Regions from separate parts of the Homo sapiens genome. Here region 1 is linked to region 2. A link is an interaction called in ENCODE POLR2A ChIA-PET data of the cell type or tissue named here. Cell type or tissue: PC-9. All regions are shown on one strand. Links, peaks and the distances in the headings refer to the core of each region. The heading gives the core; the rest is flanking DNA. Region 1 has its middle 32 kb from the start of TNFAIP2. Region 2 holds the start of LOC105370686 (a long non-coding RNA gene).

Evidence for each region. ChIA-PET counts read pairs that join two places held together with the same protein. Peaks named below come from ENCODE experiments on the same cell type or tissue, not always from the same donor. Only the 100,000 strongest peaks of a DNase experiment are listed, where the experiment ranks them.
Region 1: POLR2A ChIA-PET joins it to region 2 with 9 read pairs; 3 of 35 experiments call an interaction of 5 or more read pairs at or near these places.

The regions. Positions count from the first base shown.
Region 1 is chr14:103,152,681-103,158,045 of GRCh38, reverse strand. No RefSeq gene overlaps it. Among named protein-coding and RNA genes, the nearest start is that of TNFAIP2, 32 kb to the right of the region's middle. RefSeq lists enhancers at 479-1,216, 1,217-1,955, 2,680-2,974. In PC-9, for the core only: CTCF peaks have their summits at 743 and 961; a DNase peak (open chromatin) is centred at 2,845; H3K27ac peaks cover 2,594 bases.
Region 2 is chr14:103,312,712-103,318,076 of GRCh38, reverse strand. LOC105370686 (a long non-coding RNA gene) reads left to right here and starts at 935. Exons shown (of 3, transcript XR_944246.2): 1 at 935-1,110. It overlaps LOC105378183 (a long non-coding RNA gene), which reads right to left and starts at 793. Exons shown (of 2, transcript NR_135269.1): 1 at 743-793. RefSeq lists a cis regulatory region at 3,970-4,413. In PC-9, for the core only: no CTCF peak of the experiment used is centred there; no DNase peak of the experiment used is centred there.

The DNA of each region.
Region 1 (5,365 bases), core at 98-5,097, 160 kb after region 2:
GAACCTGCCTGAGCCTGGGGAAAGAACCACCGCAAAGGATTAGAAGTCGCAGTGTCTGGTGCTCACCCAAGGCTGGGAATAGTTGCCTGTTCCCATCAGCCAGAGTGGAAGAACTCGTGCTTCACCTGGCATTGGTAAGGGTCCTCAGAGGGGTCTCAGCTCAGGAGTAGGGAAAGTTAACCCTAGGCTTGATGCTGCTTGGGTCTCATCTAATGGAGTTCTCATGCAAGACCCAAAGGGCCAATCTTTCCAAGTAACTTGGAAAAAGTAACTCGGTGCCTTGATCTGAGGGGATCGTCCGACGGAAGCTCCAAGTTTTTAAATTTTTTTCAGAGACAGGGTCTCGCTCTGTCACCCAGGCTGGAGAGCAGTGCTGCGACTGTGGCTCACTGCAGCCTCAAGCTCCAAGGCTCAAGCGATCCTCCCACCTCGGCCTCCTGAGTAGCTGGGACCACAGGCCCATGCCACTAAACTCGTGCTTTTTAAAAAGAAGGTTATATGTTGACATGATTACAAGACTTCCCAGATTTCAAAAGTGTTTCAACCAGCACTTTGGTGAAAAACGTTGGAGTCTGTGTTTCCCTCGCACTGACTTTTTGCATTGCTTGGTGTTAGCGAGCTGCCCCGCCTCCTCTGTAGTGAGAAGTGGGTCATAAATCACCCACCCGTGGCTCAGAAGAAGTACTCAGGACCTGGGTGAAGGGGCAGGGAAGGGATGGACCCGGGAGAGGGCTTGTCCCACCACTAGGGTGAGAAAGCAGCTCCGCGGAAGGGAAACTGCGCCTCTGCAACTCCCCAGAGAGCCTCCCGCAAGGCCTGGACCTGGCTGAGTCCCCGCGTGCCCTGGGGTAGGGGCTCCCATAGCCCCCAGAGCTTCCTCTACAGCCAGTTTGTGCTGCCCACAGTGGGCCGGGGCCTCTCCCCCTGGGAAGCTGAGTGTCCCACAGTCCTGGGCAGTCCTTGGGGCCACCACCTGGCAGAGGTGCTCCCTGTAGTGGTCACAGCCTTCGCTGGAGCTGCCTGAGGCTGTCCTGCCTTTCCCAGGACTTCGCTGGGACTGCTGGCCTTTGGAGGAAGCTGGGAAGCACCTGAGCACTCGGGAGAGACTGGGCTAGTCTGGAGCTGTCTCTTGGTCCCCAGGGTGAGGGATGGGAGGGCTGAAGCTTGGTGAACAGGCTCGACCTGGACACATGTCATTGAGACAGCATCTGAAAGGGGCAGGCAGAGCCGTGACAGCCGGGACTTCCAGGGCGTTGCCACCAGCTATGGGGGAGTGTGCTGGGCCGTCCCGCTCCTGGGGAAGGATTTTCCATGTTCTCGTCTTACAGGAGAGAAAAGAGCCGACGAGAGACCCAGCCAAGTCCGTCCCAGGGGCTGTGTCACTCTGCTTGGGTATCCCAGGGGTGACCCAGCTTCTGTCCCCTGCCCAGCTGGCCCCAGTTCTGCTTCCCGGGGACTCAGACCTTCCCTCCCTTCAGTGCAAAGGGGCAGGGTAGGTCCTGGGCCCGCAAGGCCAGGCCTCAGTTTCCCCTTCCTCGTGACAGATTTGGCCCCGCCGGCCCCTCAGCCCACCTGGCTTTTGTCCTTGCAGCCTGGATGCCCTATTTCCTTGGGGACCCCAACACTGTTTTTTCTTTAAGTGAATCTAGAAAAACACATGGCCACACAGCCCTTGCCAAACAATTCCAGAACAATCCTTGGATCGCTTTGGAAAAAGTAAGCATTCCCCTTCCTCTCCCACTCTTCTGAACTCCACCCACCCATGCAGTGGGAGCGACTGAGATGCTCGCTGCTTTCAGGGGAAAGACCTGGGGGCCGAGGGCACCTGACAGAGTTGCCCCTGCCCAGGCCTGCATGGGGTGAAGCTAGGCAGGGCCCTTCACTGCAAAAATGTTTGGGCTCGGGAAGGACCCCAGGGCTCCTGCACGTATGAGGGCCAGGCTATTTGACGGAGATGGGGCCAAGGTCATGGCAACGGGAGGATGTGGGAGGGTGGACAGAGTTGGTCCTAGGACATGGGTCCTGCCCTTGAAGTTCCAGACTCTGCCCAACCCTGAGAATCAGCTGCCTTCCGGGGGGGGAGCCCCTCTGCTGACCAAGCCTGCCCTGTCCCCAAATGAGCATGGCTGCCCCCAGCCCAGGCTCCTCCTTCAGGCCTCTCTGCCCCAAACCCAGGACAAGCTGCTCATTCACCCCCAACAGGGGCAGAAACCAGGCAGTGAGGGTGACAGGATTTTACTGTGGGATCAGGGATGGTGGAACAACAGAGCAACCCAGAGGACACAGGACAAGTGAAGCCTGAGCCCAGCCTGTCTTGGGGTCCGAGCCTGTCTTGGGGTCCGAGCCTGTCCTGGGGTCCCAGCCTGTCCTGAGGTCCGAGCCTGTCCTGGGGTCCCAGCCTGTCCTGGGGTCCGAGCCTGTCCTGGGGTCCCAGCCTGTCCTGGGGTCCGAGCCTGTCCTGGGGTCCCAGCCTGTCCTGGGGTCCCGGCCTGTCCTGGGGTCCGAGCCTGTCCTGGGGTCCCGGCCTGTCCTGGGGTCCGAGCTTGTCCTGGGGTCCCGGCCTGTCCTGGGGTCCGAGCCTGTCCTGGGGTCTGAGGCTGTCCTGGGGTCCCAGCCTGTCCTGGGGTCCGAGCCTGTCCTGGGGTCCCAGCCTGTCCTGGGGGTCGCACACTGGCCCCTCCCACTGCCCCCCTTGGTGCGCTCTGTGCCTCTGCAGGCCTGGAGTCTGGACCAAAGTGCCTGACAGTGCTGGCCTTTGAAAAGGGAAGGGCCTGCCAGGCTCAGCCTCCAGGCTGCCAGGGCCCGGCCCTGACCTGGGTTGAACTCTTCATGGATGAGCTGGCAGAAGGACTGACCAACCTCGTGGGGAGATGTCCCAGCCCGGCCCTCAGGGAAGGTCCCACCCTCTGGCCTCAGCACACAACCAGCCATGTGACAGGTTCATACTCAAGAAAAATCCTAGGCACCCTTATTTAAGTAAAGCCGTAGGAATTTATTATATAGACTTTAAAAAATTTTTTTCTAGTTTTAAAAGCACTTCTTATAGAAAATGTTCAAATTAAATATCAAAATAAGAAATTTTAAATTACTCAAGCACTACAGGCATGAATATGTCTTAAATGCCTTTCCCCACTATATTTATGCAAAATACCATCTTGTTTGCAAAAATCTATACAGAGAAGACTCACCCACCATCCCACACATTTTAAAGGATTACGTGAAGTACAGATTGGATCCTGCCACCTTCCCCTTCCCCTTGAACATTTTGGTGCCAACGCATCTATATTAGCACAGCCATTCTGCACAGATACTGTTCTACAAATTTGCATTTTTCACTAATGTCATGTCACGGATGCTTTTCCAGATCAGTGGAAACAGATCTGCCTCCTTGTGTGAATGGCCACACTGCATTGTGTAGTATAACTGTTTTCCTCTTTCCTTCTTGCTGGATAGTTTGGGAGTTTCTAGTTTTCCCTACAACGAGAATCCTTGTATGAATAATGACAAAGGTTTGTCCTATTATTTCTGATAACATACATTCCCTACAAGTAGAATTATTACCTCAAAGATACTGTTCAATATCTCTTTATTAAGATACAAAATCTCTCTCTTTTTTTTTTTTTTTTTTTTTGAGAAGGTGTTTTGCTCTTATTGCCTAGACTGGGGTGCAATGGCATGATCTTGGGTCACCACAACCTCCTGGGTTCAAGCTATTCTCCTGCCTCAGCCTCCCGAGTAGCTGGGATTACAGGCGTGCGCCACCATGCCTGGCTAATTTTGTATTTTTAGTAGAGACGGGGTTTCTCCATGTTGGTCAGGCTGGTCTCGAACTCCCGGCGTCAGGTGATCCACCCACCTCGGCCTCCCAAAGTGCTGGGATTACAGGCGTGAGCCACCGCACCCAGCCTAGGATAAGAAATCTCTTTACTAAGGTAAAAACATTTCAGCAGGGATGCAAACCATCTCGTTTTTCTGAGGACTCTCCCAGGGACCTGTATGGCTTAAGAATCCAGAAATGTGATTATAACAGGGCTACTAAGGCAGCAGGTTATCAAGACAATCAAGCAGAATCCCAGGATTTGTTTGTTTGTTTGTTTGTTTTGAGACAAAATCTTGTTCTGTCTTGCCCAGGCTGGAGTGCCATGGTGTGATCTTGGCTCACTGCAGCCTCTGCCTTCCGGGTTCAAGCGATTCTCCTGTCTCAGCCTCCCGAGTAGCTGGGATTACAGGCGTCTGCCACCACACCCGGCTAATTTTGTATTTTTAGTAGAGACGGGGTTTCTCTACTAAAGGAGTTCAGGGTTTCTCAAACTCCTGACCTCAGGTGATCCACCCGCCTTGGCCTCCCAAAGTGCTGTGATTACAGGTGAGAGCCACCGCCCCCAGCCAGAATTCCAGGTTTTTATTTGAAGTTATTTTCAAAAACCATGGCCTCAGACTCTAAAGCCTTAGAAACACTGCAAGGCTCTTCTGTTTCAATAACAGTTCATGGTAATCAAGAGATTGGAAAGCTGATAACAGTTACAAAGTTTCACACAAGTTCTAATTTCCTATAGGAAAACAAGATTTATACTCTTGTAAATGGTCTTAATTCCACACCTTATCCAATCAAATTCTGTGATCAACCTTTATCATTTGGAATATCTCTCCTCCACGGTTTCAGGGGAAAGGAGAAATCTTTAACCCTCTCTTAGATTTTTTTTTGTTAATGCACATTTTCATTTTTAAGGAGAGGATCTGAAAATTCATTAGTTACCTGAGAAGCAAAAAGCAAACCCATGGAATTCGGTTTTACCCAGTCAAAAATGAAATGCATTAATAGGATCTTAGTTATAACAGCTGAAGGACGAGCAATATAATTTTTCTTCCGCAAAGAACAGAAACACTTTTCAAATGAATAGTTCAAAAGTTAATTCCATATGCCAATTCATTCTTTCACAGATAGGGAGCTGGCTTCCTTACAAGTTGCCAGGACTAGAGGCAATTACCTTGCTTGGTTTTTTGTTGTTGTTGTTTTTTGAGATGGAGTTTCGCTCTGTCGCCCAAGCTGGAGTGCAGCGGCACGAACTCCGCTCACTGCAAGCTCCGCCTCCCGGGTTCACGCCATTTTCCTGACTCAGCCTCCCGAGTAGCTGGGACTACAAGCACCCGCCACCACGCCCGGCTAATTTTTTGTACTTTTAGTAGAGACGGGGTTTCACCGTGTTAGGCAGGATGGTCTCGATCTCCTGATCTCGTGATCCGCCCACCTTGGCCTCCCAAAGTGCTGGGATTACAGGCGTGAGCCACCGTGCCCGGCCACCCTGTTTGTTTATTTTTTTGACAATCTGATGGGACCAAAAAACTAATGTTTTATGATTTTTAA
Region 2 (5,365 bases), core at 300-5,299:
GTCTTACTCTGTCGCCCAGGCTGAAGGGCAGTGGTGCAATCTCGGCTCACTGCAACCTCCACCTCCTGGGTTCAAGAGATTCTCCTGTCTCAGCCTCCCAAGTACCTGGGACTACAGGTGCCCGCCATCATGCCTGGCTAATTTTTGTATTTTTAGTAGAGATGGGGTTTCACCATGTTAGCCAGGCTGGTCTTGAACTCCTGACCTCAAATGATCTACCCACCTCGGCCTCCCAAAGTGCTAGGATTACAGGCATGAGCCACTGCGCCCGTCCCACTATTGCTTTTGAAAACACAAACACCACTGACGCAGCCTGAACAATATAATCCGTTGCTTTTAGAGACCTGGCCCTTTAGAACAAAAAGCCTACTTCATTCTCCTGGGATGAGCAGGGGCCTCTCTGCACTCTTCTACCCACAAAAAAAACTAAGCACCATCTCCATCTTCAGCAGCCCCTCCACTCCCTTCACCCGCAAGCCTCTGCTCTTGGCCAGATTAACGGCTTTTTGTGGCTGGAGATCGCACAAGTGCTGTGCCCAGAGCAGTTTCCTGTCCCCATCAGAGTGGTGAGAGAGTCTTAGGAAATGATCTTAGGAAACGGCCCTACAGTAAAAGTTCCAGCTGGCACAGTCATGCAAATATCACCAACAGCTGCTTTTCACCTGGGAGAGTCAGGGTGGGTGGGACCAAAGGGCCGGAGAAGGCGTCTTCTCAGGATCAGATTGAGGAGGGGGATCCTCACCTGCAGGGGTGTCCTGTATTGGCATCGACCTGTCGTTAATCCAGCAAACACACCCTGAAGACTTCTCCTGCCCATGCGGAGCCTGACCCTGTGCCTCCAAGGAAACCAACAATTATGATGCAACGTGATGATTGGTACTTCAGGAGTACCCTGAGTTCAGGGAATCAATGTGCATTGTGGGCCGGGGTGAATGGGAAGGGAAGGGGGTCAGGGAAGGCCTCCTTAAGGAAGCTGCCAGTTAAATGAAGCCCCAAATGCTGAGCAGGAAGCGGCCAGATGAACAGAATAGGGGAGGGTTGTCTATGGCCATACTATCCTGAGCGCACCCCATCTCCTCTGATCTCGGAAGCTCAGCAGGGTCGGGCCTGGTTAGTACTTGGATGGGAGAATAGGAAAGCCTTTCCAGGCAGAGGGAGCAGCGCTTGTGAAGGCTCCTGGAGTGGGAGGCGTGCCAGAGGCGGGACAGGGGCTGCAGAGGCGGGGCGTGAAGGTGGCTGGGCGTGAAGTTGGGGTGGGCGTGAAGGTGGGGTGTCCAAGTCCGACGTACAGATGTTGGGGAGTGATTGGGCCTCGCGGCACAAGGACTCTGTGGCACGGGAAGAAGAAGACTTTAAACCATGGTGGGGCCAGGCGTGGTGGCTCACGCCTGTCATCCCAGAACTCTGGGAGGCTGAGATGAACAGATCACCTGAGGTCAGGAGTTTGAGACCAGCCTGGCCAACATGGCAAAACCCTGTCTCTACTAAAAATACAAAAATTATCTGGGCATGGAGGCGGGTACCTGTAATCCCAGCTACTCAGGAAGCTGAGGCAGGAGAATCGCTTGAACCTGGGAGGTGGAGGTTGCAGTGAGCCAAGATCGTGCCATTGCACCCCAGCCTGGGCGACAGAGCGAGACTCTGTCTCAAACGAAACAAAACAAACAAGCAAAAACCATGGTGGAAGTGAGCACCCCAGGGCTCTGAGTGGTGGCCCTGGGGACAGTGCTCTGGGCAGGCTGCCCTTTGCCAGGCCCGTGGGGGGACTAGGGGAGGCCAGCAGTCTGCCAGCCCAAGGAAGGAGGCCCCAGTCAGGCTGGCGGCGGGGAGCTGAGCAGATGTAGAGGTACAGGGAGGCACCGGCTTGCTCATCCCGAACAGTCTCTGAGCGCCATCAGCCTCAGGCCAGGCCCTGCTGGGAAATCCCAGGTAAACTGGCCACTGTCCTGCCCCCTAGGACCCCGTAGTCTGTGAGGGGGCCCCTGAAGTACCCAGGGGTGGAGAGGTGGAGGACAGACGGACACAGCGCGGTGCCTGCCTCGAATCCTTGTCTCTGTGTGCCTTTGGTTATTGTTGACCCAGAAACTCTTTCCACACCATGATTAGTGTATTTAATATTAGCCTGAAACCCAAAGAGATGTCACGAGGCTGATGCCTGGATGCAGATGAAGGAGAGGGGGCCGGGGTCTGGGAAGGCTTCTGTCACGAGGCACGTGCCTGGATACAGATGAAGGAGAGGGGGCCCGGGGTCTGGGAAGGCTCCTGGGCAGATGACCTGGCAGTGTGGGACTGCCCAGAGGCTCAGGAGGGCAGAGAGTGGAGCCACTGTGATTCTGTGGCGACACCTGTCTCCCCTGCACTGGCTGGGCTGGGATTAACTCCAAGTAGGAGGGGACGTAGGAGAAGTGTTGGTCTCTGTCCATGACACAAAGACAATATAGTGCTGGGCCAAGGACGAGGGGCAGGGGCAGCCTCTGCCAGCCCCGTGTTTCCAAAGAGCAGGCTGGCCACCCCAACATCCTGTTGAAAGGTCTGGATTTGTACACAGCAAAATGCCAAGCTCTTATGTCACGGCTGCTTCGTCGCGTTCTATGAACAGCATTTCCAGGAAAGGCCTCATTTCACAACAAGCTGAGTCCTGACGGATCCTGCTCTGGCCCCGGATGGGAAGAGTGACTTAATCAGCCCACCCTAGGAGTAACATGGCATTTCCTTCTCAGGCCAGACGTTTTTCCATTTTGCCCATAAGAAAGTTAGAATTGGGCCAATGGCTTGTTTTAATTTGATCTGCTATGGTTCGAAGGATGCTGGTGGGCTTAAGTTGCACCTAGACTGGGCCTTCTTTTCCTTTTTCATTTTCATTTTCTTTTTCTTTTCTTCTCTTCTTCTTCTTTTTTTTTTTTTTTTTTTTTTTTGAGGCAGGGTATTTTCCTGTTTCCCGGGCTGGAGTGCAGTGGTTCAGTTTGATCTCGGCTCACTGCAGCCTTGACCTCCTGGGCTCAAGCGATCCTCCCATCTCCCCCTCCCGAGTAGCTGGGACCACAGGTGCAGGCCATCATGCCTGGCTTTTTTTTTTTTTTTGTAGAGAGGGGCTTTCACCATGTTGCCCAGGCTGGTCTTGAACTCCTGGGCTCAAGTGATCCTCTGCCTCCCAAAGTATTGGGATTACAGGCATGACCCACTATGCCCAGCCTAGGCTGAGCCTTCTAAGTGGCTGTTGATTCTGTTCTCAGAAGTGGCTGGATCTCCGGGCTGGGAGTTCTGTGCACCATGGGTGAGCCCGTGGTGAGGATTGCTTATCTTTTCTTGGCAAATGTGGCCAACAATCTCCAGTCAACCTGAAAAACAGATATCAAGGCCGTGCATGCCAGAGAACGGAGCAGGAGGGGCGGTTCCTTGTGTGCGTGTTGTCGTGTGTGTCTGTGTGTAAACAGACGTCTGACCCCTGGCTGCCCAGCTGCCCCACTCACCACCTGGGGGCTCTCACTCTCAGGACCTATAGGGCACACTTGTAGGTTCCACTTGCTGTTCTGTTTCCTGGCCTCACATGTTTGGTACCGAGTCTTGTTTCTGCCTCATTTCCCGAGAGCAAGAGCTGGGCTCTCTGAAGCTGGATGCCAATATCTTTCTTTTCTCAATTCTAGAAAACTTAGCCATTGCCAATTTCCTTCCAGAATTCCAACTATGTTATAGGTATTTCCACTCTGATATTTTTCTTTAACCCGTGAATGACTTAGTGGTGTTTTATGCTATCCAAAACAAACATGCGAGATCTTCTTTTAAAATCTCTCCCTTTTGTTGGGAACATCTTGTCTTCGTGTGCTTGGTCCAGGCTCATGGTCTGGGGGAGACCTGGTCTTTGAAGGGCACGGAAGCCCTTTCTTGTGGCCAGGGGTAGTCCGTGACAGATTTCCGAAAATGGCCCCTGTGAGCATTTTTTCTTCTTGGGCTGCAAAACACTATATGCACGTTGTTGACTGAGTTTCAGATCTCAGCCCTTGCTGCTTTTCTGTTGATATTTGAACGATCAATATATTGAGGGATGTGTTGAGACCCCCCCCAGTAAGATCGGTGCTCGCCTGTTTCTCTGTGCATGTCATGGTTTTCGAGGCCACTCTGTCAGGGGCACTTAGGTTTAAAATCGCTTTGTCATCAGGGTGAATCGAACCTTTTATCTTACTTAGTGGCCATCTCTATCCCCAATGAAGCTTTGTCTCAGAGTCTCTTTCAGCTGATCATATCATCCCTTGGCAAGCATTCACGGCTTCATCACTTCCGCCTTTTGTTTCCACCTCTGTGTGTCCTTAGGCTTTATGTGTGTCTTTGGGAAACTGTGTGTGTCATGATGTTTTTAAAAATCCACAGCATCTGTGTCTGTCATTTGACTGATAGATTTAGTCCACTTTCTTTCATTGTAATTGTTGATCTATTTAGACCCGTTTCTACCATTTTAATCTGTTACATCAGTTGGTCCCACTTTTTCTGTATTTCTTTTCTCTTCTCTTTTTTTTTTTTTTTTTTTTTGAGACGGAGTCTTGCTCTGTCACCCAGGCTGGAGTGCAGTGGCGCGATCTCCGCTCACTGCAAGTTCCGCTTCCTGGGTTCACGCCATTCTCCTGCCTCAGCCTCCCGAGTAGCTGGGACTACAGGCGCCCGCCACCACGCCTGGCTAATTTTTTTATTTTTGTATTTTTAGTAGAGACGGGGTTTCACCATGTTAGCCAAGATGGTCTTGATCTCCTGACCTCGTGATCCACCCGCCTCCGCCTCCCAAAGTGCTGGGATTACAGGTGTGAACCACTGCGCCCAGCCTTTTTTCTTTTTTTGAGACAGAGTCTTGCTCTGTTGCCCAGGCTGGAGTGCAGTGGCATGATCTCAGCTCACTGCAACCTCCGACTCCTGGGTTCAAGCGATTCCCCTGGCTGGGCCTCCCGAGTAGCTGGGATTACAGGCATGCGGCACCACGCCCAGCTAATTTTTGTATTTTTAGTAGAGATGGGGTTTCACCATGCTGGCCAGGATGGGCACCATCTCCTGACCTCGTGATCTGCCTGCCTCAGACTCCCAAAGTGCTGGGATTACAGGTGTGAGCCACCATGCCCGGCCCTGTATTTCTTTTCAATGCTGTCTGTTTTCTGAATTAACTTCTGTGTGCTCTCCTGAGCAGACACAGACACACCAGCTGCCCGCATCCTTTGGTCTCCCAGGATGCCCTGATTCCTCTTGTACTAACAACTTCTGGTCTTTTACTTCTGTATTGTTTCAGACATAGATTTCTCCACTTGGTCTTGGCTGTTTAGATTTTCTTTTCCTCTTAGTCTGCGGGCGTGGGTCTTCTTTTTGGTGCTCTGTGAGCCTTTCGGTC